Regions from separate parts of the Homo sapiens genome. Here region 2 is linked to region 1. A link is an interaction called in ENCODE POLR2A ChIA-PET data of the cell type or tissue named here. Cell type or tissue: OCI-LY7. All regions are shown on one strand. Each heading gives the region's core, and the rest is flanking DNA. Links, peaks and the distances in the headings are about the cores only.

Region 1 (15,362 bases), core at 2,709-10,708:
TATAATATACACACACATCTATGTGTATATATAATATACACACACATCTATGTGTATATATAATATACACACACATCTATGTGTATATATAATATACACACACATCTATGTGTATATATAATATACACACACATCTATGTGTATATATAATATACACACACATCTATGTGTATATATAATATACACACACATCTATGTGTATATATAATATACACACACATCTATGTGTATATATAATATACACACACATCTATGTGTATATATATACACACACATCTATGTGTATATATAATATATACACACATCTATGTGTATATATAATATACACACATCTATGTGTATATATAATATACTCACATCTATGTGTATATATAATATACACACACATCTATGTGTATATATAATATACACACACATCTATGTGTATATATAATATACACACACATCTATGTGTATATATAATATACACACACATCTATGTGTGTGTGTGTGTGTGTGTGTGTATATATATATATACATATATATATATATATTTTTTTTTTTTTTTTTGAGACAGAGTCTCACTCTGTTGCCTAGGCTGAGTGCAGTAGCACAATCTCAGCTCACTGCAACCTCCGCCTCCCAGATTCAAGCAATTCTCGTGCCTCAGCCTCCCAAGTAGCTGGGATTACGGGCATGTGCCACCACACCTGGCTAGTTTTTTGTATTTTAGAGACAGGGTTTTGCCATGTTGCCCAGGCTGATCCCGAACTCCTGAGCTCAGGCGAACCACCCACCTCGGCCTCGCAAAGTTCTAGGATTACAGGCGTGAGCCACGGTGCCTGGCCTCCTGTACAATATATTTTTGTATGAAGTCCCTGAGATAGAAATCTAACTTTATTTTCTTCTAAATAGTCAACTGTCTCTCATTTTAGATTGACAGTATCTTGCTTTGCAGCTCCTTTAAAACTCTTCATGGAATAAAGTGGCATTTAAATGAGGAAATAGGCTGGGTGTGGTGGTGCTTCATGCCTGTAATCCCAGCACTTTGGGAGGACGGAGTGGGACCATTGCTTGAGCCCAGGAGTTTGAGAACAGCCCGGGCAACGTAGGGAGACCTCATCTCTACAAAAAGAAAAAAAAAAGTTAGCCGAATGTGATGGAACATGCCTGTAGTCCCAGCTATTCAGCAGGCTGAAGTGGGAAGATCACTTGAGCCTGGGAGGCTGAGGCTGCAGTGAGCCGAGATTGCACCACTGCACTCCAGCCTGGGTGAGAATAAGGTTGTGTCATAAATAAATAAATAAAGTCATTTACTTAACATTTACATAGCACTGATTATCTGACAGAGACTGAGGAAGCAGAAACGAGTAAGACACCACTCCAGGCCCCAGGGATCTTTCTTGAGGGAGATTCACATCCTCGGGAAAACAAGATGTATAGTGAATGAAGGAGGTAGCAGAGGGGTCTGCAGTAACTGAGTAAGGTATGGAGCTAGAGGACTAATACCTCCAGGATAAATGAATTTATACAAAGATTGTATTTGAGAGAAGAGGTGAGGAACCACTCACTAGTAGTTTTGAGTGCCCTGAAAGTGAAATAGATTGAATTTTGTCCTGGAGGTCAATGGGATGTTCCAGGACTTAAGCCCCATAGGACTGACAATCAAAAACAGGTCTGGCTGCACTGTGGGAAATGGATTGAGGGGGCGCTGGAGTGAAGGCAGGAAGGCTGTGAGACGTGTCAGACAGGACAGGTTGAACCTGGGGCTGAGAGAACTGAACCAACTGGAAAGGTCTCTTAAGGTCTCTTACAAGGTAAAAAGAGACCTAAGGCAGGTGTGAAGAGCGATAAGGCAAGGATGAGATCCAGGTTTCTGGCGTGGGTGTCCACGGAAATGAGAAACACGATGGGGGCAGAGCTGGGGAAAAGCTGGGGAGATCAATTTCTCGCCGAGCCTGTGGTGTCTGAGGGGCATTCAGGGAGCGATCTCCAGGGGGGCAGGTCTGGAATGAAAGAAGGAGCTGAGGCCGGGCATGGTGGCGCACACCTGTAATCCCAGCACTTTGGGAGGCCGAGGCTGGCGGATCACATGAAGTCAGGAGTTCGAGACCAACCTGGCCAACATGGTGAAACCCCCGTCTCTACTAAAAATACAACAATTAGCCGGGCGTTGTGGTGCATGTCTGTAATCCCAGCTACTCAGGAGGCTGAGGCACGAGAATCGCTTGAACCCGGGAGGCGGAGTTTGAAGTGAGCCGAAATCGCACCACTACACTCCAGCCTCGACGACAGAGCAAGACTCTGTCTCAAAAAAAAAAAAAAAAAGGCCGAGGCGGGCGGATCACAAGGTCAGGAGATCGAGACCATCCTGGCTAATACGGTGAAACTCCGTCTCTACTAAAAATTCAAAAAAATTAGCCGGGCGTGGTGATGGGCGCCTGTAGTACCAGCTACTCCGGAGGCTGAGGCAGGAGAACGGCGTGAACCCGGGAGGCGGAGCTTGCAGTGAGCCGAGATGGCACCACTGCCCTCCGGCCTGGGCGAGAGTGCGAGACTCCGTCTCAAAAAAAAGAGAGAGGAGAGAAAGAAAGAAAGAAAGAAAGAGATAGAGAAAGAGAAAGAAAGAAGGAAGGAAGGAAGGAAGGAAGGAAAGAGAAAGAAAGAAAAAGAAAGAAAGAAAGAAAGAAAGAAAGAAAGAAAGAAAGAAAGAAAGAAAGAAAGAAAGAAAGAGAAAGAAAAAGAAAAGAAAGAGGGAGCTGAGCTGAACAGATAGATATGTGGGAGTCATCAGAATAGACTAGTAGACGACAATGCCCAGGGGCAGGGCGTAGAGTCAGGGTGTGGAACGAAGGAAATCCTCGTTTTCGAGTTTCACCCCCTCAGGGAGGCCCAGCCCAAGCCCTGCCCGGCCCGACCCCACCTCGCCCACACGGGCTTGATCCCGCACAAGGGGCTGCGCGTGGCAGACAACGGTTCTTCCGGCGCCCGGCTCACTGGGCACGCTGGGAACGGAAGCCCGCTCCGAACGCCGAGCACTTCGGGAGCTGTAGTTTGGGGCAGGCTCAGCTGGGCGGGTCGAGGGCTCCCTGCGAGTCCCGGCGTTGGATCATTTGAAGGACAGGTCCAGAAAGCGGTGATGCTCCCGGGGCAGGGTGCCTCTCCGGCGGCGACACGGGGCGCCCCGGGCCTCATCCCCTCTCCGCAGGGCATGGCATTTCCACGCCTCCACAATCTGCTCCACCTGCAGAGCAAGGCCAGTTAGTGCGCAGTCCCGCGGTGGCCCCTCGCCCCGAGGACCGTGGGCCGGGCTGCTCCTGCCCCCTCCCAGCGCCCTGTACCCCCTGCTGAGTGGAGCTGGGCCGGTTCCCCGCGTCCCCACCGGGATGAGTGGTTCCTGCCGGTTCTGCTCTTCCAGGGCGCTCAGCTCCGCCGGGGCCAGCAAGGCTAGTCTCAGCTCTTTCACCACCGGGGCCGCCACCTCAGCCACCGGCCGCTCCAGCACCGCCTGCAAACGCCAGCCCTGAGTCGGGCACCTGTCCTGCCGCCCGCTCACCAGTCTCGTGGCCAGCACCTCCTTCCGTGCCCTTGCGCTCCCCCAGCCCCACTCACCGCGCCCACGCGCGCCCAGCTTCGGGCCGCGCGGACCAGTTCAGCCTCGTCCACGCAGAGCTTGTCGCTGCGGAGCAGGGGCAGCAGCGCGGCCGCCGACAGCTCCAGGAAGCCTCGGGTCCGGAGGGCCTCCTGCGAGCCGGCAAATGGGTCAGGGAGGAGCAGAATGCGGTGCGTAGGGTGAGGAGTATGAAGGGAGCAGTACCTGGCTGTGGGCCTCTATGAAAGCCACGCAGCGCTCCTGCAGCTGCCCCAGGCCAAAGGTTACGGCCACCTGCGAGCAGAATGAGGGAGATCAGGTTGGAGACTGGAGAGGCCGTAGCCCAGCCTGCTCACTGGGACCCACCACTGCAAGCCTGACCCTAGCCCTAGCTGGGGAGGCTGACAGGGCCCTCAGCCCTCCAGGAAACTAGACCCAATGAAAGCCTGCTACACACACACACACACACACACACACACACACACACACACACACACACACACGTGGACTCACTCTACAACCTGCTCTTCCCTACAGGAGACCACGCCATGGCCTTCAAACCCCACCTGGGACCTAGGCTTGATTTTTTTTGAGGCAGAGTCTCACTCTGTTGCCCAGGCTGGAGTGTGCAGTGGCGCAATCTCGGCTCACTGCAACCTCTGCCTCCCGGGTTCAAGCGATTCTCCTGCCTCAGCCTCCAGAGTAGCTGGGAGCATGCCACCACACCAGGCTAATTTTCTGTATTTTTAATAGAGACAGGGTTTCACCGTGTTAGCCAGGATGGTCTCGATCTCCTGACCTCTTGATCCGCCCGCCTCGGCCTCCAAAAGTGCTGAAATTACAGGTGTGAGCCGTTGTGCCTGACCCAGCTTGACTTCTAAAGTCTACAGCCACCCTTTCCCTACCCCAAGTCAAGCTGAGAACCATTCCCCAGCCCTGACAGACAGAAGACCAGCAAAGACCTCCAGCCCCTTCAACACCTGCTCCTGCACCTGACCCTGCTGATACACCCAGGATCCCACAGATCTAGGCACAGAATTCATCCTATAAACATCCTTGGAGCACCCCCACCACCACCATGTACCCAAGTTATTTCCAGGCCAGACACAGCAGGCCCAGGCTCCCAGGTGCTGGGAGCCCATTTCCACACACAGAGCCAGACTCCTACCATGCCTGTCCAGCAGCACCCACCTGCAGGGCCTCACAAACCAAGTCCACATCCAGCACCTTCACCACAAACTGCAGGCACAGCTGGGAACAGAAATGAATGTGGGTTGGGTGGCGGTGTCCCTGCTCCAAGACACTAGTTCCACCCCAGAAGCAGTGAGCAGGCTTGGAGCGGTGAGTCACCCAGCAGCCCCAGACCCATCCTGACCCAGGCCAGGGGAGGCAGGGAATTGCTAGAGCCTGAGACAGCAGGCTTACAGGAACTGGAGACTAGCAAAACCAAGCCCAGCCACCCACCTTCTAGTACATTCGCCACTAATCAAAACCAGATAAAGGCCATGCAAAATTCTCCCCTTCTTTCAGGATGCTTATCTTCCTCCACTTGTTCCCTTCCTGACTCAAGGATACTTCTATTTTTAGCAGAAACTTGAATTTCATCCGTGACATCTCTCATCTCTTGACTGCTGCACTAGCCTCCTGACTGGACTAGCGAGTCCTCTCCACCTCTTCCAATCCCTTCTCCCCTGAGTTTCCAATTCTTCACTCCCTTATCGGAAACCTTCAGTGAATCTCCACTGCCCTCTGCTTAAAAGAAGTCCAAAAGCTTGAGGGCCCTACATGAACCAGGCCCTGGCGTCCTCTGCAGTCTCGTCTTGCCCTCTCCTCACAGTTCAGACACACCAAATGTCTCACTAGCTCCTTTGGTGCCTCTGTGACTAGAATACCATCTTCCCACTTCCCCTAGGAACAAAATCCTATTTGTTCTACCAGATCGAACACAAATGTTTCCTCCTCTGGGAAGTCTTCTCCTCTCCCTAGTGGCGGGACTGGAGAGTCCCCCCATACAGTCTCGGCACCATTCACGCTTCTCTATCACACTTTCTTTTTTTTTTTTTTTTTTTGAGGGCAAGTCTTGCTCTGTCACCCAGGCTGGAATGCAGTGGCACGATTTCAGCTCACTGCAACCTCTGCCTCCCAGGTTCAAGCGATTCTTGTGCCTCAGCCTCTCAAGTAGCTGCAATTAACAGGTGTGTGCCACCATGCCTGGCTAATTTTTGTGCTTTTAGTAGAGATGGGGTGTCACCATGTTGCCCAGGCTGGTCTGGAACTTCTGGGCTCAAGTGATCCACCTGCTTCAGCTTCCCAAAGTGCTGGGATTACAGGCGTGAGCCACTGCGCCCGGCCTCTATCACACTTCTTATGCCACCCAGGTAAGCATTTTCATGTGTCTGTCTCCTCTCCCTCTCTGGAGAACACGGATCAAGGCTGATATCTTTGTATCTACAGCACCAGCCATAATCACCCCCTCTTCCCACAGCACACACAGGGCAGGCATGCATGGATCCTTTTGCACACAGGCACACATACATGCCCTACTTACTTGGGAGAGATATACATACTTCTCTCTGTGTGGGCACACGTTCCTCTCCAGGCCAGAGTGTGTGTGAGGCAGGGCGGGAAGTGAGCCCGTGAGAAGCAAGGGAAATGAGACAGGGACCTGGCACAAAAACCCACCTCTCTCAGTTCCTCCAGCCCATACTCCACAGCCGCTGTCAGCACTTCCAGCACCTGTAGAGTGGGTGGTTGGGGGAGTGGAAGGGAGTTTCCCCTGCCCTGTGCCCACAGTGTAATGGGCAAACTCCTGCCTCTGGCACCCCCCACCTCTCCCACCCAGGCCCCTGGTCAGCAGGCTCACAGAGTGGCGGTACAGCTTGACACTGTTGGTATATAGGAACTCCAGCACTGCCAGGAAGGCCTCAGTTGGCACAGTGCTTAGCACCACAGGACTGGGCACCCCGGGGCCTGGCTCTGTGCCCAGAAGTCGCTGGAAGAAGTTGCATCTACAGGCCAACAAGCACCGATGGGCAAATACCTCCTGCCGTTCTTGACCAACCACGAAGCAAACATCACTGTGGGAGACAGGCAGAGAGGCAGCGGGGAGGAGGCCAGCACCCGGAGTGCAACTTGGGCTGTGCCTTTGCCCACTCTGGGTCTTAGTTTCCTAACCAGAATGTAAGAGACAGGGCTTCGTCCCTCCAGCAGAAGGTCTGGGACCCAAAGCCCTGAGTTCTAGTCCCAGCTCCACCTAATGGGTACCATAGGCAAGTGACTTCCTATCTTTGAATCTCAGGTTTCTCACCCATGAAATGGGACAATAATCCTAAACCTCAGGTCTCAGAGGAGATGACTATGCTTGATTACTGAGGGGCATCTGGGCTAATAGAAGCAAGGTTGATCCCACCTTCCCCTCTCCTCCCCAGCCTGAGTCTTGGGGGCAGGGAAGCTTCTTTTGGCTCCTCCTCCACCAGCTGCAAACTCAGCTTTTTTTCAGCCCTCCTCCAGACAGGAGGGTGTGGGGGTGTGGGGCACAGAGTGCACAACGACTGCAAACAGACACAGCAGTGATGCACCATCATGAGCCAGACCACAGTTTCCATCTTCATGATCACTTCCGGCCCCAGCTCTGGGCCTCTGAACAAGGCAGGGGATAGGAGGCAGATGAGGCTGGAGCCTCCTAGAGCCTCTTAGTCCCAGGTCCAAAGCCTGGGGGGTTCACATTACCCAGACCAGACTGTGACCCCAAAGAAGCAGGGTGATGGAAGTCACCACCCTTTGGGGAAGAGCTCAGATCTGAGACCATGAGGACAGAGAACTTCATTCTAGCTCTCCTGAGCAGCCCGGCCTCCTGTAAACTCTACCCCTGGTTTCAGACACCACTGGCATCCCGGCCAGCAGGGAGCAGCCAGCACCCCCGAGGCTTCCTGTCAGGGACTATGGCTCAATCTCTGGAGCTTTGTTCTTCTTGTGAAGCCTCAGTTCCCAGAACAGGTCATCTGTTCCTCTTCTTCTAGCAGTGAGGCCTCAATACCAAGCTGAGTGAGTGGAGGGAGGAGGGGAATCATGACCCACCATCTCTAAGGATCCCAGGGGCTGAGAATCATTTTCTTCTGCCAGGGGCCAAAGTCCAAAGAAGGAAGGGCTTTGCCTGAGCTCACACAGCAGCTCCACCCCGCCAGCCTTGCCTCTGGCCCTCAGGGTCTCACAGACACTGAGTGACCAGTAGCCATGTTCCACATTTGACCTCCCCATAGCCTAAGTTCACCAGGGAGGATGGCCAAGTTCTAATTCCCAGCCTCTTCTCACCAGGGCCTCCTTAGAGTCCTGGGGCCCACAGAGCCAGCTAAGAAAAACCCGCAGGCAGGGCCCACCCCTCACCTGTATCGCGGGTTGTTGACAAGGCTTCGGAGTGCTGCGGAAAAAGGTTCAGCTTTCCCATGCACGACCAGTCCCAAGGGCTCCATGAGTGAGAAGGGGTTGGGGTGGAGGAGGGAGCCTGGGAGGCCTGGCCAGGCCCTAGAGCTGGTGAGGTTAGCAAGGCCTGAGAGGGAGAAGCAGGGACTTGGGAGGCCTGTTTGCTGAGAAGCTGAAGTTTAGGAGTGGAGCAGGAGAGGCCCAAGCTCCTGAAGGCATCAGAGGCCAGAGGCTCGGGGACAGGAACAGACACAGGGAGGGGGCCAGGAGAAGCTGAGGCTGGAGTGGCCTATGGTCCTGGGAAGAAGCTGGCTGGCTGGCGGCGGCGGCGGCGGCGAAAGAGGCCCTGGCTGGGAGTCTGCCCAGGCAGCCGACGGGGTGGGAAGCCTGTGGGTTTCCATGGAAACTGGAGCTGGCCTGAGAAGAGACTCCACCCATCTCCCGGGCAGGCCCAGGGAAAACTTCAGCCCTTAGAGGGGCATTAAGCGCCATACGAGGGTCTTAGCCCCCGAAGCTGAGCCTGCCCTAGGTTCAGAGTTCAAACTCCTTGCCCTCCTAACCCTTCCCTCCTCCACAGGCACACAGGGTCAGGATCCGGTTAGCCAGGCCGGGGAAACCCCCACTCAACAGGGAAAATCCTCGCCCCCATAGATGGGTCAGGGCCCCGACCTGGCTTGTTTGGGAGGGGACAGTCCCATCCCTGCCAGAGGAGGAGTCACATGAGTTGTCAGCCCTGGCAGAGGTGTCACAGCCTCTGCCATCTCTGAAATGTAACTTTGGGGAAACCTAGGTACTAGAGGTGTAGCCAGCTAGGGACAAGCCCCAGGACACTTGGGTCAGCAAAGGTCACGAGGCTGGACTCGGGGTTCACTGCCGAGTCACTGCCACTTTATAAGGCCTGGTGCCTACCAGCTGAGCCAGTGGGCCTCCCCTCCCCCGCACATAGCCCTGAACTGAGGAAGTCATCCAAGCCCCACCCTAACTCTGCGCCGGGAGCGGAAATGTTTGTCCTTGTCGAGGCCGATGGGGAGACAACAGAGCCATGACGTGTTCCTTCCTGTGGGCCCAGACTCTGGATTCCTGAGCCACCACCCCCGCAGCCTCAAGATCTCCCCCTAACCTAGGCCTCTGTGACTTGTTCACGAATGGCCAGTCATCTGGCCATTCCACAAGGGGAGAAAATGGGCCCTGGCTCAAGAGTCCTGGGGTAGGACAAAGCCTTTCTGACCACAGCCTTGCTCTACATCTGCCCCTCTGTTGCCTGCGCTTAGGAAGTTTGCCTCTAAGCTGCAAGACCCTGTCGGCCGCTCTCCCTGATGACTCAGGGGCACCCCATGCTCAGCACATGCTCACAGCAACAATGCTCTCAGGTTAAGCCAGAGCCAGACTGGAGGGAGGGATCCTGGGAGGGAGGAGTGTTTGCTCTAGCAACCCATGGCAACTCCACAACACAGGTCTTTCCCCTCCCACTTGCCCTTCAGGCCAGCGGGGCCAGGGCTGTGCAGCCAGGACAGAACTCAGAAGCCAAAGCCTGCGGGTGACTCAGGTGCCTGAGGGAGTTTCGGGAGCAGAGGGCAGCCATCTCAGAACTGATTCTGGAGGAAGTGGGATCAGAGGCCAAAGGCAGAAGGTGGAAGGGGGCTTCATGAGTCATCTGCCCTCAGCCTGGGCCAGGTGTAGGGGAGATCTTTGTGCCAGCCACCCTAGAGTAGATCTGGGTGGAAGATGACTGGATTCAACACCCCCAGGGCTGGAAGGATCTGTGGGGTTGAAGGAGCTGAGTCTGTCAGTCCTTCCTGGTTAGGGGTTGGAGGCTCTGCCTCCACAGTCCAGGCTGAGGCAGAGGCCTGCCTCTCCTTCCAGAGAAGTCGGGTGGAAGGGAGAAATGGCAGTCTCTAAGACTCCGAGCGTACCTGGCTAACTTCCATAGTGCCCAGAGAAGGAGCTCAGTCGGCAAGGACTAGCCGAGGATCCCAGTCCTAGCAGCCTCCTGTCCCCTGCTCATGTGTCTAACAGCCTTTAACCTTCTCAGCACCTAGGAACCCAGGCAGCCTGGGACTATCTGATCCACTTGTTCTAAAACACAGGTAAGAAGGGGGTAGAAGGTAAAAACCCTTGACATCACTGAGCAAGAGGCTGGGGTGGGTAGACAGATGCCTGGTGAAGGCCACCCTGAGTGTGGTTCCTCCAGCCAGCAGGTCCATGGCCAGCAGGCCTCTGCCCCCGGGACGCCAGGAGGAGGAGAATGCCAAAGACTCCGGGCGGAAACCCTCACCGGTGCGGCCCCGAGGCTGCCTGCCCAGCATTGATGAGGCCCGACCGGCAGGTCCAGGTCCAGCCCCGGCCTCGCGCCGGGGCTCCATGCTGGGCCTGGCCGCGTCCTTCTCCCGCCGCAACTCGCTGGTCGGGCCAGGCGCGGGTCCTGGGGGTCAGCGGCCATCCCTGGGCCCGGTGCCCCCTCTGGGCTCAAGGGTCAGCTTCTCAGGGTTGCCCCTGGCGCCCGCCCGTTGGGTGGCGCCCTCCTACCGCACGGAGCCAGTGCCCGGGGAGCGCTGGGAGGCTGCGCGTGCACAGCGTGCCCTGGAGGCGGCGCTGGCCGCAGGGCTGCACGACGCGTGCTACTCCAGCGACGAGGCCGCGCGGCTGGTGCGGGAGCTCTGCGAGCAGGTGCACGTTCGCCTGCGCGAGCTCAGCCCGCCACGCTACAAGCTGGTATGCAGTGTGGTGCTGGGGCCGCGCGCGGGCCAGGGCGTTCACGTGGTCAGCCGTGCGCTCTGGGACGTGGCGCGCGATGGGCTGGCCTCGGTCTCCTACACCAACACCTCGCTCTTCGCGGTGGCCACGGTCCACGGGCTCTACTGCGAGTGAGGGGGAGTCCAATTCTGCAAAATTGTTTATTATCCTAGGAGGAGGCCCCCCTGGGGCTCACATCCCAATAAATAAGTGTCTGACAATAAATAAAAGTGGTCCATAAATAACGCCCCCTAGCTGGGAGCTAAGGCTCAGGCTTATCTTGGAGATGGGGTAGGAGCCAGCGAAGACAAGCCGCCCCCAACTCCAGTAAAGCTGGTCCCTGATTCCCTGGGGGATTCGGCCCAAAGCCCCCAGTGAGGCACCAAAGGAAGGGGGAAGGCCACAAAGGCAAGGGCCAGAGCCTGACAGGCACAGGCCTCAGGCCTCAGGGCTTGGGTCCTAGGCTGGGCTGCGGTCCCGGAGCAGGCGCAGAGCATAGCGGAGTCGCTGCCGCAGGTCTGGAGAGCAGCCCAGCTGCCGAAGGTGGGAAGCGAGGTAAGTACAAGCACTACGATTTCGGGCCACAAAAGTCACAAGGAGGGGCTCCCAGCCACTGAGAATCAGCTTGGTGTGGTCCCCGTAGAAGTTCACCTGCACACAGAGCATGACAGTGGTCAGGACCTAGGCTCCGGGCCCAGCTTCCTCCCCAGCACCCTGGGCCTCCCAGACCTTCCCGCAACTCCTGGATAGGCTCTTACCTGGACAGTGCCATCACTAAACAGCATGAGGAGAGCCTGATCCGTCTTGACCCACTGCAGCAGCAAGGGCGGAGCAGGTACCTCTACCTCTTCCACACTGGGCAGATCTCCACCCTGGGAGCAGGATCAGGGCAGGTCACTGATCCAGCGTGAGACAGCCCCCTCCCCATTAGTGTATGCCTTATCCTCTAGCTTTCAGCAACCCCAACCACCACCAAGGGGGAATCAGAGGGATCAGGATGGGTTAGTTTTCTTTTCTTTATTTTTTTTTTTTGAGATGGAGTCTCGCTCTGTTGCCCAGGCTGGAGTGCAATGGTGCGCCATCTCTGCTCACTGCAAGCTCCGCCTCCTGGGTTCGCCCATTCTCCTGCCTCAGCCTCCCGAGTAGCTGGGACTACAGGCGCCCGCCACCACGCCCGGCTAATTTGTTGTATTTTTAGTAGAGACGGGGTTTCACCTTGTTAGCCAGGATGGTCTCGATCTCCTGACCTCATAATCCACCCGCCTCGGCCTCCCAAAGTGCTGGGATTACAGGCGTGAGCCACCGCACCCGGCCAGGATGGGTTAGGTTTCAATGTACCACAGCCCCAGCCCTCACACCTTCATGAGGTGCTGCTCCATGTAGGAGGCGAAGTACCGCAGGATACCCAGCTGAGGCTGCAGGGCCCGGGGCACAGCACCCACGGAGAAGGAGAAGTGCTTTGTGCTGGTGGGATTGTAGTGCACAGTCCTAGAATGGGGAGGCAGAGGTCAGAGGGAGCCCTGCACCAATGCCCCTCCTCTGAGAAACCCAGACCCCTGAGCCCAGGAGCACTCACGAGGGTGCGGCCCTGCTGGATTAGTGGCCTGAATACAAGGCACCCCATAACAGCACTTACTTTCTGTTGGCCGACAGGGCCATATGTGTGCCATCGTTGAAGAGCACAGCCACACGGCGGCTGGACAGTTGATACCCAAAGCCGAACTTATTGGAGTAGTCAACCCACTTGCTGACCCACACCAGAGGCTCTGGCTGGGCCAGGGGGGCCGGGTTCTGTTCCGCTGTCATGGGAGAGGAGGGAGTCAGCACCTGCTCCTGGCCTCCCAGCCACAGAACTCCCACCACAGCAGCATGTACCAGACCCCACCCTTACCTGGGGGCATGAAGGCTATACAATTTCTCAGAGCACAAAGGGCTGACTCCACTACTGTGGCCACAGTCAGACCTTCTTCAAATCCTGAAGGAGACAGGGCACTGAGATTTAGGAATTAGCACCCCAGGACCCAGGCCAGGCCCCTCTGCCCACTCCTTCCCTCTCGCCCCTGATCTCAGCTCCAGCAACCTCTATCACCTCTCATCCTCCCTGGCTCCTCACCATCTCCACTGCTTGCCAGTGTCCCACGGGGTGAGCTGTCTTCAGGTGCTGTCTCTACCAGGCTGACAGGGGCTGGGCCAGAAGCTGCTGGAGCCTGGAGGGTTGGGCAGGGAAAGGGAGTGACACAGGCCCCAAAATCCAAACCCTTGAGTCCATGGCCTGGCCCTGCCCTGGCTCCCAGGGCACCCCAGGTCAGCCCCGCCAGGCTGGTGACACACAGCCAATTAGGCCACCACGAGGCTGGATGCTTCAGCAGCCTCTTTTATCCCCGGCTTCCCTCAGCTGCTAGGGTGGGGGTGAGTCAGGGGAACAGTGTCCACCTGAGCGCCTCACCTCTGGCCTGGCATCCTGATGGCCAACGGATGTGCGCATGAGGCCGCTCACCAAACCGGAGACCTCATCCCTCTCCTGGGCATGATTCTTACCTGGGGGTGAAAGGTGATACCGTCCTCAGTATCCTGCCCAGCCCCTCCACTTCCGACAGGGATGACACAGAGATTGGCCTCCCCAAGTGCCTGTACTGCACATGCTCTCCCCAGGAGTTTCCAGGCACCCACACTCACACACCCAAGACAAATGTGACAAGCCGCTCTACTGCTCTGCCCCCTCAACCCACTGACACCCCAGACTCACTCTTCTTCTTTCTGCCAAAGAGGCTCTTGGTAACTTTGGCAAACAGACTCCTAGCTGGGTTGGGGGGTGTCAGGTCTGGGACTGTCACGCAGCTGCTGATAGGGAGTCGATCGGGGGTGTAGCCCTAGGGAGGGGAACCATGTGAACAGAGAAGAGAGGCTCCAGGGGTCCTGTCACCTGCCCCCTTTCAATCCCTGGGAATACACAGATGGACTTAGAGGTCTGGGGAGCCACAGACCTTGGTAAAGAAGTCATGGCGCAGGATCTGGTCAATAGAGGGGCGGTCTCGGGGTGAGGCCCGAAGGATGGCGGCCAGGAGCTGCCGGGCAGGCAGTGAGAGGCTGGCAGGCAGCGTGTAGTGAACCTGCTTGATGCAGCGGTACGTCTCCTTCAGGTCAGCCGTCTCAAAGGGAGGGCTCCCGCAGAGCAGCGTGTACCTATAGGGCAGGGCCAAGGGGTCAGGAGTAAAGTGGAGGAGATGCTCCACCCACACACCCACCACCTGTCTGCTGCTGAACCTGGACCCTGCAACTCACATGACACAGCCCAGTGACCATACATCCGCCTCAGGGCCGTGGCCCTGTCTCAGCAGCACTTCTGGAGCCACATAGTTGGGGGTGCCACAGATGGTCCTGAAAGAGGGTGGGGAGGAGGAGAGAAGGCTGAGACCCAGCCCAGCAGCCCCCCGACTCCTTCCCCCACTGTTAGTCCAGACAAAGCAGCTGCCTGTCACCAAAGGCCAGAGAACTCCTGCTTGTCCTGGGACAATGGATGCCAGGGATGGCAGCTGAGTCCCCGCCCACCCGCCTGGCCCAGCTGCTCAGCTGCTCTTCATGACAGGGGGAGGGCCTGACCCCCAGCCCAGTCCTCTCCTCTAGGGTCAACACAGAGAGTCCACAGCTGATCCCTTCCCCCTTCCTGCACTCCTGTCTGTCAGACAGGCATCAGGCTGTCACCTCCCACGGTTTGTGCCACACACACACCAACACCAGCTGTCACAACCCCCATAAACACTCATCTGCCACATACGCTATCTGTGTCACACACACAAAGTATGATGGCCACAGCAGGGTCTTCTTACACCCACAATGTCATATCCCACCATTTCCACACTCTCAGTCTGTCTCTCACACACACATACACGCTGCCTGTCACCTTCCCCCATCCACACAAAGGGTAAGTCATGTGCCTCCAAGAATCTGTATACCCCCATCTGTCTCAGGGACTCAGAGTCACCTACCCTATCTGTGTCATACACCTATAGGATCCTCCCCCTCTCCACCGGTCTCGGTAACACAGGCTGCCACCTCCACCTTCACACATGCATGAACAGCCCATCATCCCTTCCCATTTATCTCATGCACACATCAGGCAGTCACCTTGCCTCCCACATACATATGCACTGTCTATCACGCATGTCATCTGTATCACACACAGGGCCCCTTTCCTCAAAACTCACTTCTTCCTCTGCTCCGGAGGCTCCAACCGGGCTGCCAGCCCAAAATCCCCCACCTTCAGTTCCATGTTCTCAGTGATGAAAAAATTTCCTAGATGGGGCAAGAGAGGTGTGTCAGATTCTTTCCTTCCTCCCTCCCTCCCTCCCTCCCCAACCTCCCATCCTCCAGGCTCAGGAGTCTCACCCAACTTGAGGTCCCGGTGCAAGATGCCGCGCTGGTGCAAGTACTTGAGGCCAGAAAGGATCTGCCGCAGGTAGTAGCGCACTTCTGGCTCCAACAGGGTGTGCCGGGCCTTCCAGATGTGGGCCAGGGACTGCAGAGAGCCACTGCCTCAGCCCCTGGTGAGCCCTCCCTCCCCCTCCCCCTCCATCTGTGCTCCCTGAGGAAGAAACAGGGCCCCAGCTTTGGGTCTTAAGACTGTCTTCTCGGCTGGGTG
Region 2 (15,362 bases), core at 4,175-12,174, 97 kb after region 1:
CCGGCCTACTGTCATGTTTTTTTAGCTTCTTGTAAACATTTAGGAAGCTAAATGTTTATAAGATTTTTTTTTTTAAAAGAAAACCTAGTTTTTGACAGTCTGTATCTAATAATTTGGCTGAAGTCTTGTGAGTCTTTCTAGTGTGCTAGTTCCAATTTATAGTGATGACTTTGTGTGCATGATTATCTTATACTTTGGACTGGTCTCATATTTGAAAAATTAAGTGTAGGAAAAACTTAAGAGTTAGGATGATGATACTTTCTTCCAGAGATAGTTTTCTTTTGTTTTTATCAGGTACCTGGGGACACAAACAATTCTGGACTACCTTTGTCCACATTCAACACTTGAGGTTCTCTGGACCACCTGGTAGTTATATAATCCATACAAGACCACCTGAGGGCCGGCTTACTTTTGGCCCACCTTGACCTTGAGGGTACTGTCTTCTGGGGTCCAACTTAAAGTATGTATGCTAGAGGTATCAGACTTCCCACCGAGAGCAGAATCTCAGTGCCTTCTCTTTCTTTTGCCCTTTTTTTGTTTTGTTTTGTTTTGAGATGGAGTTTCACTCTGTCACCCAGGCTGGAGTACAGTGGTACGATCTCGGCTCACTGCAGCTTCCACCTCCTGGGTTCAAGGGATTCTCCTGCCTCAGCCTCCCGAGTAGCTGGGATTACAGGTGCGCACCACCACGCCTGGCTAATTTTTGTATTTTTTAGTAGAGACAGGGTTTCACTATGTTGGCCAGGCTGGTCTTGAACTCCTGACCTCAAGTGATCCACCTGCCTTGGCCTCCGAAAGTGCTGGGATTACAGGTGTGAGCCACCACGCCCGGCCTGAGAAGTCTTCTTTATCTGGCTATTGCTACTCATTCTTCTAGGCTCAGCTGAGAAATCAACTTTCAGGAAGCTGCCCCTGGCCTGCTCTCCTCTGCCTTCACTCTTCACTCAGGAGTAGATGTCCTATGTCTCTGAACCCGTAGCACCGTATAGAATTCTTGCTATAGAATTCTAGTACTATCCACTAAATGGTCTCCTCACTAGTGTGTGAACTCCAATGAACATATCTGACACATCTCACTTCTGTTTACCTAGAGCCTGAAACCATTCCATGTACACAATGCATGCTCCATACATCTTGTTGAAAAGACCTCATTGGATTCTGCATTCCAACAGGCGAGGCTTGGGTCATGGCAGCCTAGGACCACGCTTAGAAACCACCAGCCTGGTGGTGGATGACCCCAGAGGAGGCTCTGCAGTGGCCACTGTGGTCCTCATTCACACAGCTACAGAACTTTCCTAGCTTGAATCTTGGACAGGCTGGAGAGCCAGAACTGTGGCAGCTGTCTCCCCGTATACCCCATGGCCAACTTTTTTTTTTTTTTTTTTTTTTTGAGACAGAGTTTTGCTCTTGTTGCCCAGGCTGGAGTGCAATGGCACGATCTTGGCTCACTGCAACCTCTGCCTCATGGATTCAAGCAATTCTCCTGCCTCAGCCTCCCAAGTAGCTAGGATTATAGGCGCCCGCCACCACACCTGCCTAATTTTTTTGTATTTTTAGTAGAGACGGGGTTTCACCATGTTGGCCAGGCTGGTCTCTAACTCCTGTCCTCAGGTGATCCACCCACCTTGGCCTCCCAAAGTGTTGGGATTACAGGCGTGAGCCACTGCACCTGGCCCCATGGCCAACTTTGAGAGTGCTTTGAAGCCAGGACCTTATACTTCTTGGCCACCCCAGAACTGGGCACCACTCTATGGATGCTCATATCATACAACCCAGGCACAACAGAAAGGGGAAGAGTGTGGTCCTTCTCACAGTGGGAGACACAGGGCACCTGGTGAGATGGTCAGAGATGTGGACTGCGTGGATTTACAGAGCACACAGAACAGGTCTCTGCTTCAGCTCCTGCAAACTTTACTTGTTTAACTCCAAACAGACATATGCTGCCTAAAAAGGAACACATGCTGGCGATTTCTAACTTTGTCAGAAAACTATCATTGATGATTTCCAAAAGAGCAGTGGTCTGGGAAGGCAGAGGGAGCAGCCACATCCTGTGTGCTGCAGGCTGCATGCTCAGCTCTCCTGGGTGCTGAAAACACCGGCGGAGGGATGGGGAGCTGACTTCTCCACTCCAGGGCTCAGAGTGCCCTTCGGCAGGAAGAAGAGAATGAGTTTTGGCTGGTGTGTCAATCTAAGGAAAGGCATGGAAAGGCTACTAGTAGAGAACCAGCCTGCCTCCTCGAAATTGCCCTTGTGCCAGATCCTGCTCTCCTCTGCCTCTTGCCCATCATCCTCAGGCTCCAGAGCCTTGAGGCACACTAGAGGGGGCCTGGTCCTGAAGCCCTATAAAAGCTAGTTTTGTCTCATCCTGGTTTTCCCAATCACAGAATTAAAAAATCACCTGGAGGTGGAAGATCTTCAAAGACATCCTGTGCTACCCCTTCCAGTACTTATTCACCCTTTGGGGGACAGACCTTGTGGGGCAGACCCTTTCCTCTGAGGACCTTCCTGATTTAGAAATAGTGGCTTCATTCAGAAATGCCTTTTTTTTTTTTTTTTTTTTTTCCGAGACAGTTTCACTCTTGTTGCCCAGGCTGGAGTACTATGGTGCGATCTTAGCTCACTGCAACCTCTGACTCATAGGTTCAAGTGATTCTCCTATCTCAGCCTCCCAAGTAGCTGGGATTACAGGCATGCACCACACTGGCCAGCTAATTTTTTGTATTTTCAGTAGAGACGGGTTTCTCCATGGTGGTCAGGCTGGTCTTGAACTCCCGACTTCAGGTGATCCGCCTGCCTCGGCCTCCCAAAGTGCTGGGATTACAAGCATGGGCCACCATGCCCGGCCCAGAAACGCTTCTTATGACCAACCAGCCACTGCTGCTGGGCTGCCTCTTTCTTCTAAGTCTTCTAAGGTAGCCCTCGCAATCCCATCTGCCCACCCTCTGCAGCCTCTGGTTGCCCAGATGTGGTCCTATTTTGGAATCAAAGGCCCAGCAACATTGTGGAGGGAAAGGGACCAGCCCCGGGAAGGGGCAAAGCACTTGAGCTTCCCTGGCTTCCCCCAAACACTCTCTGATCTGGACAAAATGGCAGACCGGACATCTCTGGCTGCTTGGCAGCCGTAGCCTGCACCGGCTGCTGCCTGAAACCCCAAAGTATTTCTCACTTGTTCTACCATTTGGTTTCTTCCCTCTTCTTGAATTGGTGCAGCTCATTTTTTTGGAGCCAAGTGGTCTGGCCCCTCATGCATCTGATGACACTTGGCTTTGTCGCCTGCAGCACGTCCCTCATTAGTAGCTGGGCTCTTCCCAGGCACAAGCTGGCAGTGCGTAATGCCAGGACATCCTGGGCAAATGTCTGCCTGTGCCCAAGAGCTCTTCCTGCAGCAAGACATGACTTGGTGGACACTCAGGGTAGAAACGAACAGGTGAAGATATTTTTATGAAAATTTCTTGACCACAAATAGCATTTTCTGCCCATGTAGAACCAAATACTCCAGGAGACAAATGTCTAGTTCTGACTATTCACTTTACCTAAATGCTTAATCTTTTGCTAATTATGTATTTGTAACACTTGGAGCTACTTAGAAAAATGAAGATTTATTCACTGAATCATTTCTGACTGAGTTTTAAAATTCACAGCTGTCACTGTTTATACCCAAAGTGAAAGTACTGGTCTCTGCCCAAATGTCTTCACAGGAACCACAGCCAGTTACAACTCTTTATATATCGTGCTAGTTACTAGGAAGGGCAATTCCTTCAGAAAGCAAAGGACAACAAAAGACTATCTTTGGCAGCTTTGCCTAAAGCCTGTGGTGCTGATAACACCCAAATGTCCTAAAGCTGAGCAATCACTGATTTATTCATTGATTCATTCATTTATTTAACAAAATTCTCATTGAGCATCTTGTCTGTGCCAGGCCTCTGGGCTAGGGCTATGAAGAGGACTAAGATCTAATCACTGGCCTTAGGGACATCACAGCTGAGTGGGGGATACCAATAGGGAAACTGGCATTTATGAGGCAGTGTTATCAGGGCCATGGGAACACAAAGGAAGCCAGGTTGGTTGATGGAGTGGAGATGATAGGGGATGGAGAATCAGGAGAAGGATTCCTTGGAGACGGTGATGCGTGAATTGGCAAAACCATAGGGAGAAGGGAGGGGCTGGAATGTAGAATGTGGCAAGTGCCATGTTGGATAGTGCCATGTCACATTTGTGGCCAGGCAAGGGAGATCTGGCTGGGAAACAGGGATGCTGGGTCATGCATCAGAGCTAAGCCTGTGGAGGCAGGCCAGCCCCAGCTTCTGCAGGGCTATGCATGTGCCAACAACCCGATACAGCAGGCATTTTTCTCATTTCATTTCAGAGAAAAGGAAGGCTCAAAAAAGTTGAGTAGCTCGCTCAGGATCAGATAGCTAATAAGAATAGTTCTGATTTCAGGCCGGGCGCGGTGGCTCACACCTGTAATCCCAGCACTTTGGGAGGTCAAGGCGGTTGGATCACGAGGTCAGGAGTTCACGACCAGCCTGGCCAAGATGGTGAAACCCCGTCTCTACTAAAACTACAAAAATTAGCTGGGCGCAGTGGCAGGTGCCTGTAATCTCAGCTACTTGGGAGGCTGAGGCAGGAGAATATCTTTTACCTGTGCAGCAGAGGTTGCAATGAGCCGAGATCGCGCCACTGCACTCCAGCCTAGGTTACAGAGTGAGACTCCGTCTCAAAAAAAAAAAAAAAAAGAAAAAAGAATAGTTCGGATTCCAAATCCCATATTCTTCACCACTAAGTCTACTGCCTCCACTCTGGTGGTGGACTAGGAAAATGAACTGTGTGTGGGCGCCATACTGGACAGATGAAGATTGGTGTAGAGGCCAGTGCAGGTGAGCAGTATGAAGACCTGAATTACAGCAGTGGAGACAGAATGGGGAAGAGGGAACGCATCTGCATATTGAAGAGTTAGAATTGACTGGTCTTGTTAGAAGTTGGTTGAAGGTGGGAAGCAAAAAGACAAGACAATTACCAATATTTCTAGCCTGGGCAGCTGGGTACTTTCCACTGAGATTGGGACCTTGGAGAAGAAAAGCTTTGGAACTGGAATATCAGAAGTCCACTGGTGACATCTGAGGGGAGGTGTTCAGAAGGCAAATGGACACACAGGTCTAGAGCTATAGAGAGGTCACTCCACTACTCTGTCCTCCATCCATAAAATGGGGAAAATAATAGTGCCCACCTCCTTGGCTTGCTGTGAGGGGTAAATGAGTAAAGATCAAGGGCAGTATCCAGCATAGAGTTAACACTCTATAAAGATTAGCGACTATTGTTTCTGTCATCAAGGTGGTAGGTGGTACATAAAGTCGTGGTAATTAAAGTTGTGGGAGCGGACGAGGTGCCATAGACAGCAAAGAAGGAGAAGAAGACCTGGAGTTGAATGCTGAAAAAAAAAAATTGACACCTAGGAGACTGGTAGAGGAATGGGAATGTATAAAAGACCGAGAAGCAGTTTCTAGAGCCATAGGAGGAAGCCAGGAGAGTATGGGTTTGGGAAGGAGGATGAGAGTATTCAAGGAGGAGGTATCATCAGGAGGGTTTGAATGTTTGAGAGTTCAGGCCCCATGAAGCTGAGAGGATGCTCTGTGGGGCCCATGCTCATGCATTTGACAAACAGGGATTGAGCACGTGCTAGGTGCAGTGCTGGTGCTGATGAAACAGCAGTAAATGAAACAGATGTGGCTGGGTGCAGTGGCTCACGCCTGTAATCCCAGCACTTTGGGAGGCTGAAGCGAGCAGATGATCACTTGAGGCCAGGAGTTGAAGACCAGCCTGGCCAACATTGTGAAACCCTGTCTTTACTAAAAATACAAAAATTAGCCAGGTGTGATGGTGGGCGCCTGTAATCCCAGCTACTCAGGAGGCTGAGGTAGGAAAATTGCTTGAACCCGGGAGGCAGAGGTTGCATTGAGCTGAGATTGTGCCACTGCACTCCAGCCTGGGTGACAGAGTGAGACTCCATCTCAAAAAAACAAAAAACAGATGTGAGGTCCTAGCCACTCACACTCCATGGAAACTCTTTAATGGTGCAGGAGACAAATTCATTGCTCCAATCCGAAGAGGAACTTTGGAATCCACAGCCTATCAGCATTAGAGGAAACCTCAGTGATCACTGGTCTGATCATCTCATTGAATAGACGAAGAAACCAAGAACAAATGACTTGCCCAGGAAACCACAATGAACAAGAGACAGGGCTGTAGCAGCAGGCTTAGTATTCCTTTGGCAGAAGGAGCCATAGAAATGGCATTGTACCTGGGAACTGTGGATATTCCATGCAGCCATTTCCAGGGTGCTAACAGCACTGATCATTTATAATTCTTTGATCCCAGAGCCTTGCAAAACCAGGGTTCCGGGTCTTTCTCTGCAGGTCCAGACAAGCCTGCCACCTACTGGACACATATGAGAAGTGCGCTTCCTTACCGAGGTTTGCTTCCTTTTCCAGCAGGGCACTAGCATGAACGTGTTTAGCATGTTGCACTGCTGTAAGAAACAGACCAGTCAGGCGTGGTGGCTCATGCCTGCAATCTCAACACTTTAAGAGGCTGAGGCGGGAGGATCGCTTGAGCCCAAGAGTTTGAGGCTGCAGTGAGCTGTCAAGCCACTCAACTCCAGCCTGGGAAACAGTAAAACTGTTTCCCCCCCAACAAAAAAAGAAAAAAGGCCGGGGACAGTCAAATCAGGTTGGGCAACATCGTGAGATCCCATCTCTAAAAAGAATTAAAAAAAAAATTAGCCAGGCATAGTGGCATGTGCCTGTAGTCCCAGCTACTTACTTGAGCCCAGGAGGTTGAGGCTGCAGTGAGCCGTGCATGCGCCACTGCACTCCAGCCTAGGTGACAGAACAAGGCCCTGCCTCAAGAAAAAAGGAAGAGACCAGTGTCAGCCATCTTCCTGACATTCTGTAATTAATTCTGTCTCTGATTTCTGTATACCCTGCTACCTTTTTTTTTTTTTTTGAGACGGAGTTTCACTCTTGTTGCCCAGGCCGGAGTGCAATGGCGTGATCTCAGCTCACCGCAACCTCCGCCTCCCGGGTTCAAGGGATTCTCCTGCCTCAGCCTCCCAAGTAGCTGGGATTACAGGCATGCACCACCACGCCCGGCTAATTTTGTATTTTTAGTAGAGAAGGGGTTTCTCCATGTTGGTCAGGGTGGTCTCGAACTTCCGACCTCAGGTGATCTGCCGGCCTCGGCCTCCCAAAGTGCTGAGATTACAGGCATGAGCCACCAGGCCTGGCCCCTGCTCCCTCTTTTTTTTTTTTTTCTTTTTTTTGAGACGGAGTCTCGCTCTGTCACCCAGGCTGGAGTGCAGTGGTGCAATCTCGGCTCACTGCAAGCTCCGCCTCCCAGGTTCACGCCATTCTACTGCCTCAGCCTCCCAAGTAGCTGGGACTACAAGCACCCGCCACCACGCCCGGCTAATTTTTTTTGTATTTTTAGTAGAGACAGGGTTTCATCGTGTTAGCCAGATGGTCTAGATCTCCTGACCTCGTGATCCGCCGGCCTCCCAAAGTGCTGGGTACATGCGTGAGCCACTGCGTCAGGCCCCCTGCTACCTCTCTAACTACATTCTGTTCAAAGCTCAATGTTGAAACAATAAAAATATATTTTATGCACACCTTTTGTTTTTAAAGCCAGGCAACAAAGTAACTAATGTATGTGCTATGGTGGTATTTTTATTGCTGGACAAAGAATTACTATGGTGTGTCTTCCACTGGTATCTGCTTTCACCCAGCCCAACCAGTCCGTGTACTGATGTTTTGAACTATCCCTGAGACTCGAGTCAAGCACCAGTGTCCTCAAAAAGGACGCAGTATAAGGCAAGGGCAGGATGCAGATGTTTTGAGGGGCAGGCAAATGGGGAAGTTAGAAATAAGATTTCCCCCCAAGATTTTCACTTAAATCCCCTGGAAGACTGTTTTATAGACTTTTATAAACGCTGAATAAAGTGTCACAGTTGAAGTGCTCATATACTTTTGGGGAAGTAATGCATCTTTTAAAAATAGCAGGTTTTTATGTGAAAGTCTCCCTCAGTGTCAGAGCCTTCTGACTGCTGTTCAATGAAGCTGTACAGGACAGGTGGCCTCTTATACAGCAGGAAAGGCTAAAATTACTGCCCATGTCAGCTGAGAAGTACAAAGCAGGGCCGGGTGCAGTGACTCATACCTGTAATCCCAGCACTTTGGGAGCCCGAGGCAGGTGGATCGCTTGAGCCCAGGAGTTGGAGACCAGCCTGGCCAACATGGTGAAACCCCATCCCCGCTAAAAATATGAAAATTAGCCAGGCATGGTGCTGCATGCTTGTGGTCCCAGCTACTCGGGAGGCTGAGGCACGAAAATTGCTTGAATCCAGGAGGTGTAGGTTGCAGTGAGCCAAGATCATGCCACTGCACTTCAGCCTGGGTGACAAAGCAAGACTGTCTCAAAAAAAAAAAAAAAAAAAAAGGCCGGGCGCAGTAGCTCTTGCCATTGCACTCCAGCCTGGGTGACAGAGCGAGACTCCGTCTTAAAAAAAAAAAAAGTGCAAAGCAAAGGCATAACGTTCTGTAAGGCAAAAACACTAGTTTTTAAATGAGACCCAGGTGGTGCAGTGGCTCACGCCTGTAATCCTAGCACTTTAGGAGGCTGAGGCGGGTATATCACCTGAGGTTAGGAGTTTGAGACCAGTCTGACCAACACGGTGAAACCCTGTCTCTACTGAAGTTATAAAAATTAGCTGGGCGTGGTGGCACATGCCTGTAATCCCAGCTTCTTGGGAGGCTGAGGCAGGAGAATCGCTTGAACCTCGGAGGCAGAGGTTCCAGTGAGCCAAGATCGCACCACTGCACTCCAGCCTGGGCAACAGAGCAAGACTCCATCTCAAAAAAAAAAAAAGAAAAAAGAAGAAATCCTGATGTATTTGCTTAACCCTGTGAGGGGTATGAAGCTAAGAAAACATAATTTTAAAAATATGGTTTACTGTAATCTTAACAATGTTGTCTGTCCTTTTTTTTTTTTTTTTTTTTTTGCGGTTCCCTGTAGCTGGGACCACAGGTGTGAGCCACCATGCCCAGCTAATTTTTGTAGTTTTAGTAGAGACAGAGTTTCATGGAGTTTCACTCTTGTTGCCCACTCTGGAGTGCTGTGGCACGATCTCGGCTCACTGCAACCTCTGCCTCCCAGGTTCAAGTGATTCTCCTACCTCAACCTCCCAAGTAGCTGGGATTACAGGCTCCTGCCACATATCCAGATAATTTTTGTATTTTTAGTAGAGAGAGGATTTCACCTTGTTGCCCAGGCTGGTCTCGAACTCCTGGCCTCAGGTGATCCGCCCGCCTTGGATTCCCAAAGTTCTGGGATTACAGGTGAGAGCCCCTGCGCCCAGCCAGGTCTCAAACTCTTGGCCTCAAGTGATCTGCCCGCCTCGGGCTCCCAAAGTGCTGGGATTAAAAGGGTGTCCTTGGGTTTTTATCTACTTCTCAAAGCTGGTAAAAACAAGGCAAGTCTTGTTCTAATACTGAAGAAAGAATAGTGTGGTGGTGAGGGGATGGGCGCAGGAGGCAGACTGACTGGGTTTGATCTACAGCTTTCTCATTTATCATTTTGAGACTGTGGACAGGTTATTTAATTGCTTTGTGCCTCAGTTTCCTCATCTGTAAACTGGGGATGAAAATAGTACCTACTTCACAGAGTTGTTCTGAGGAATAGATGAGATGGTAAAAGAGCTTAGAACAATGCTGGGCACACAGTCATTGTTGGTCACTAGTAGTAGTTATGAGTTAACATTACCATTAGTATCACTGTTGTAACAAAGCTCTGTGAGAACAAGGACTTGTTTCATTTGTCACTATACTCTCAGTGCCCACCCCAGTGCCATTCTTTTTGAATAAGTAAATGAATAAATGAGAAACTTAAATCATTGAAAATGAAAACAACAAAGGACATTATCAAGAAGGTGAAAAGAACCTACAGAATGGGAGAAACCATATATTTGATGAGCACAGAAACTAGAATATATGAAAAACTCTTACAACCCAACAACCAATTTTAAAATGGAAAAAGGACCTGAATAGACATTTCTCCAAAGAAGAAATACAAATGGACAACAAGTCTATGAAACACGTCTATGTTCAACATCCTTATTCATTAGGAAAATGCACTTCGCATCCACTAAGATGGCTATAATTAAAGAATCCCCAGAATAACAAGTTTGGTGAGGAAGTGGAGAAATTGGAATCCTCATATATTGCTGCTACTGGGAATGTAAAATGGTACAACTACTGTGGAAAACAGTTTAGTGGGTTCCTCAACGAGTTAAACAGAATTACCATATGATCCAGCAATTCCACTCCTAGGTAATATACCCCAAAGAACTGAAAACAGGTACTCAATTACATGTATGTGGATGTTCATAGAAGCACTGGTTCACAAGAGCCAAAGGCTGGAAATAGCCCGAATGTCTAATAATGAATGAATGGATAAACAAATTGTGGTAGATACATACAACGGAATATTATTCATCCACAAAAAGGAATGAAGTACTGATGCATGTTACAATGTGGGTGAACCTTGAAAATATTATGCTAAGTGGAAGAAGCCAGACATAAAAGTCATGTATTGTATAATTCCATTTATGTGAAATATATGGAATAGGTAAATCCATAGAGACAGAATGAAGATTGGGGCTTCCCAGGGACTGGAGGGAGTGGAAGGGGAATAGCTGCTCGCTGAATTCAGGGTTTCCTTTTGGGGGGATGAAAATGTTTTGGAACTAGATAGAGATGGTGGTTGTACAACACTGTGAATGTATACTAAATGCCACTGAATTGTTCACTTTAAAATGGTTAATTTTATGTTATGTGAATGTCATCTCAGTTAAAAAATGTGCTTTTATGAAGAAAGAAGTAAACCAAATCTGTGATTAATTTCTTTTCTTTTTTTTTTTTTTTTTTTTTGAGACGGAGTCTTGCTCTGTTGCCTAGGCTGGAGTGCAGTGGCATGATCTCGGCTCACTGCAAGCTCCACCTCCTGGGTTCACGCCATTCTCCTGCCTCAGCCTCCCGAGTAGCTGAGACTACAGGCGCCCACCACCACGCCCGGCTAATTTTTTGTATTTTTAGTAGAGACGGGGTTTCACCGTGTTAGCCAGGATGGTCTCGATCTCCTGACCTCGTGATCCACCTGCCTTGGCCTCCCAAAGTGCTGGGATTACAGGTGTGAGCCACCATGCCCGGCCAATCTGTGATTAATTTCTAGATCAATCATACCTCTTAGAATTAGGAACCTAAGTAACTTTACACAGCCAAGAACCGAAGGAAACTAACAATGAGGTTCTTGCGACCACCAGTCTCTCCAGGTTTCAGGGGGCCAGGGGAGGAGGTGTCACGCATTCAAAGCCTTGTCCATGTCTGTTCGGTTTGGTCAGTTAGGGCCACTGTTTCCCTGCACTAGCATCTCTAGAGGATTCCACTGTGTTAGTGCGAGAGTTCGCTCAGCTACAAGCCCCACTGTTGTACTTTGGGGCTGATGAACCATACTTTCAACTTCGCTATTAATATATGAAATGATCATTTGATTAGCAAGTCAAGTTAATTCCAGGTTCTAGGTCAAGTAGACAAAAATTGTATTCTACAAATGACCATTTTCCAAATTCATAAACAGTTCCATTTTACCATGGACTTGATTCTTATACGTATTTGTTAGCATATTTTCAGCAATTTTTTTTTTGAGATGGAGTCTCCCTCTATCACCCAGGCTGGAGTGCAGTGGCATGATCTGGGCTCACTGCAACCTCCGCCTCCTGGGTCAAGCAATTCTCCTGCCTCAGCCTCCCTGAGTAGCTGGGACTACAGGTGCGCGCCACCATGCTCAGATAATTTTTTTTTTTTTTTCTGAGATGGAGTCTCACTCTGTTGCCAGGCTGGAGTGCAATGGCATGATTTCAGCTCACTGCAACCTCCACCTCCTGGGTTCAAGCTATTCTCCTGCCTCAGCCTCCCGTGTAGGTGGGACTACAGGCGCATGCCACTACGCCCGGCTAATTTTTTGTATTTTTAGTAGAGATGGGGTTTCACCGTGTTAGCCAGGATGGTCTCGATCTCCTGACCTCGTGATCCGCCCCCCTTGGCCTCCCAAAGTGCTGGGATTAAAGGCGTGAGCCACCGCGCCTGCCTGAGATAGGGAAAACAAGGACAGGCTTTGGGAAGAAACTCAAGAATTCTGGCCATAAATTTAAGATGTCTGTTAGACATCCACATGGGAAACCACTTAGGGAAAAAGTATACAGAGATGAGAAGGAAGAGGGTGACCTAACAGTCTGGTAGAGAAACAGGAGAAACAAGCAAAGGAGACTAAGGCAAAACCAGACGGTGGGAGGAAAACTTCTATCACAGAAGCCAACAAAAGAAAGTGAGGGAGTGATCAACTGGGTCGAAAGCAGCTGGGAGGTCAAGTAGGAAGGAAATGGTAAAGAAATGAATAGCTGGGGGGCAACTTGGGGTCAAGGAGGGGTGTACATCCCTAAATGCTATAATTTTACCTTTTTGGTACATGTCTTTTAAGTCTCTTTTAATCCATAAATTCTCAAAGAGGGGCTCTTTTAACAATGGAAGATAGAGAGCATATTTGCACGTCAATGGAGATGGTCCAGCAGAGAAAAAGGGAGAGGTGAGCTACAGAAGGGAAGTCTTTGAGGGAATGTGCTTCAGAGAATAAGCAGAAGAGAGGGCCTGTGATAGGAACCAGGGACACTCTCATAATGGGAAGGAGAGCAGAGGACGTGGCTAACCTGACTCACTGGTCAGGCAGGTTGGTGGGGGAAGGTAGCGTTCTTCATAGAAAAGGAGGTGACACCACCAGCAGCTTCCTCCATCACTGACACCCACTGTAAGATAAACAATCGCCAGGCCCCCTAAGCCCCTCCGCCTCCTGTTGTCCTGAGGATGCCACTTTCCCTGTAGCTTTCTAAGGGAAGGATGCCAATAACCTCCCACTCTGCCCCACACACATGCCACATGGGAGTGGAGTGGGCACCCCTGACCCTTCTTCCAAGACATTCAGTTTTCCCCTTCTCAGTGCAAACAAGCAAACACAAAACCCCGGTGTCTGGTACAGTTCTTGGCACATCACAGATATTCAGTAAATATTTGTTTAAAGAAACAAACCAACCCTGCCCTTTTGAGATCAGTCCCTGTCACCTACTAAACTCTTCTCCCCGCAGTCACTCAGGCTCCTCTTGGACACAGGCTGCTTCTCCATGCTGACTGCTGCCAGCATCCTAGGGCCTCACTCTGGTTTTGCAATTTGGTATACTCAAACTCAAAGAAATTACTCTCTAATCCTCTCCGGTCACCCACTGTTTAGGACCACATGTAGGACCCGTAGGAACTTTCCTTCCCTCCCTCGGGCGGAGTTTCAGTGGAAACTGAAGGCGTGCGAATTTCTTCTCTCCCTTAACTTCCCGTCTACTCTGACCATGTGAAACAGTGCTCCCTAGTGGGAAATCATTGCATACGCATTCTCTACATTTGGAGTTATAGGAAGACTATTTTGAAGCGCCTGGTTAAAAAAATAATAATACATTCATTCAACAGACATTTTTTTTGTGCGCACCTGTTATGAGTCTGGTATATCTGAAATTACCTTGAGGCATGTAGTTTCATTGTTATCACATGATCCTATAACAAACCAAATGCAGTCACAGAGTCACGTTCCCACTGCCTCTTCCACGCTGTTAGTTGTTACTGAATAAATGCAGAAGGACTCTAACTTAGGCCGATATTGGAAGAAGCTGTGGCCAGTTACAACTCTGGAGGACTTCATCAGCATAAGAGGTTTTGTTTTGGTTGGGTGCAGTGGCTTGCGCTTGTGATCCCAGCACTTTGGAATGTGGAGGCAGGAGGATCACTTGAGCCCAGGAGTTTGAGGGCAGCCTGGGCAACATAGGGAGACCCCATCTTTACAAAGAATTAACTGGGCATGGTGAGCTGTGCCTGTAGTCCCAGCTACTTGGGAGGCTTAGGTGGGAGGATGACTTGAGCCTAGGAGGTCGAGGCTGGAGTGAGCCATGACTGTGCTACGGTGCTCCAGCCTGGGCAACAGGGTGAAACCCTGCCTCAAAAAAGAAATAAGATTTTTTTTTCACAGACTTCTACTGAGCACCCATTGTGTTCCAGGTCCTGAGTTGGAAAAAGATGAATCAGACCCAGTCCCTCCCTGGAGTTGCTCAGAGGTCTGGAGGAGAAAGGCATAGAGGTGAGTAATCACTAATGCAGTGCATATGTGCAGTACTCACTCACTCACTCACTCACTCACTCAGCAAACATGCAATGAGGACCTAACATGCTGGGGACTGTGCTGAGGATATAAGGATAAAAGCCATGATGGCTGAGCTGAAATTGCACACAGTCTATGTAAGGGGAAGGTACCATTTGAGAGAACAGTGCTCTGATGGAGGGGGGTTAAAGGAGGGGAGGTGGGGGCAGGGGTGGTTCAAAGGAAGAAGGGCTGACATTTGGGCAGGGGTTGAAGGCAGGGTCAGGGAAGGGCTTAGGGAGTCAATGCTTAAGCTGAGAAGTGATGGACGGATGAGGAGGAGTGGGCAAGTTTGCCACACAGAGGTGAGGTGGGGAGAGGAAGGTGTCAGTGCTACCCAATCTAGTCTTTGGGATTGTTTGATTAAGCTTCCTAACATGATTCTACTACCAGGTCATCCCCTTGCTCCAATGCCAGTGACAACCCTCTGGTGCAGGGTCTGACTATTACTTAGGTCCCTGTACCACTCTACCCCTTCACTGGCAACTCCTCTCCAGCCAGGACACTCTGCTCCAGCTGCTAACAGATTTTAGCATAGCATTATTTCTCAACATACAAGGCCCACATATGCACACAGACCTTGCAGGGGTCAAAAAATACAAAACCGACAATGTTGCTGAAGGAATAACATGCCTGACATTCAGTTTAAGCACTGCTGCTCAAAAATAACCTAGGTTGGAAGTGGCCTCCAGAGCTTTGTTGATCTTCCCCAGGATCTCACTTGCGTACGTGAACCTCAGTGCCTGGCTGCTCCTTATGCTCTCCTCCCCGGGCTTCCTGAACCTGGGGCTCAGCCTGTCATCCTGGACACAGGAGTCCCTATCCCTATACTGATGCCCAGACCATTCCTGCTTACTGGGGCTGTCTGTCCTGGTCTCCTGGGCCCTGCCTACTCTGACATCCATAAGCTGCTTCATTCTCCTCACCAGGCAGTCCCCTGTGCTGTCCATGCTCTCTTCCTGGGGCTATGTACCCAGCTGGGCCAGCACATTCTTATTTTGTCATTTGAACCACCCCAAATTCCT

What was found. ChIA-PET counts read pairs that join two places held together with the same protein. Peaks named below come from ENCODE experiments on the same cell type or tissue, not always from the same donor. Only the 100,000 strongest peaks of a DNase experiment are listed, where the experiment ranks them.
Region 2: POLR2A ChIA-PET joins it to region 1 with 11 read pairs; 33 of 35 experiments call an interaction of 5 or more read pairs at or near these places.

The regions. Positions count from the first base shown.
Region 1 is chr1:44,801,499-44,816,860 of GRCh38, reverse strand. DYNLT4 (dynein light chain Tctex-type 4) reads left to right here and starts at 9,510. Exons shown (of 3, transcript NM_001377534.1): 1 at 9,510-9,536; 2 at 10,023-10,077; 3 at 10,182-10,968. The coding sequence starts at 10,193. The coding sequence ends at 10,858. It overlaps BTBD19 (BTB domain containing 19), which reads right to left and starts at 8,338. Exons shown (of 8, transcript NM_001136537.3): 1 at 7,955-8,338; 2 at 6,435-6,648; 3 at 6,254-6,307; 4 at 4,763-4,822; 5 at 3,797-3,865; 6 at 3,592-3,723; 7 at 3,362-3,487; 8 at 1,276-3,223. The coding sequence starts at 8,040. The coding sequence ends at 3,089. PLK3 (polo like kinase 3) reads right to left here. Exons shown (of 15, transcript NM_004073.4): 4 at 15,110-15,239; 5 at 14,929-15,016; 6 at 14,006-14,101; 7 at 13,708-13,906; 8 at 13,470-13,593; 9 at 13,170-13,261; 10 at 12,837-12,930; 11 at 12,615-12,698; 12 at 12,360-12,522; 13 at 12,082-12,211; 14 at 11,482-11,595; 15 at 10,871-11,374. The coding sequence ends at 11,183. RefSeq lists a silencer at 2,873-2,942 and enhancers at 6,584-6,673, 7,184-7,793, 8,074-8,443, 7,640-8,489, 8,824-9,073 and 3 more. In OCI-LY7, for the core only: no CTCF peak of the experiment used is centred there; DNase peaks (open chromatin) are centred at 2,990, 7,140, 7,490, 8,980 and 1 weaker place; H3K4me3 peaks cover 2,337 bases; H3K27ac peaks cover 4,462 bases.
Region 2 is chr1:44,706,226-44,721,587 of GRCh38, reverse strand. The region is part of intron 6 of ARMH1 (armadillo like helical domain containing 1); the gene reads right to left. LOC105378690 (a long non-coding RNA gene) reads left to right here. Exons shown (of 5, transcript XR_007066059.1): 3 at 14,199-14,277. Among named protein-coding and RNA genes, the nearest start is that of RNU5F-1, 8.0 kb to the left of the region's middle. RefSeq lists a silencer at 8,451-8,510. In OCI-LY7, for the core only: a CTCF peak has its summit at 6,435 (motif pointing left); DNase peaks (open chromatin) are centred at 6,447, 6,867, 8,117, 8,607 and 1 weaker place; H3K4me3 peaks cover 2,719 bases; H3K27ac peaks cover 5,048 bases.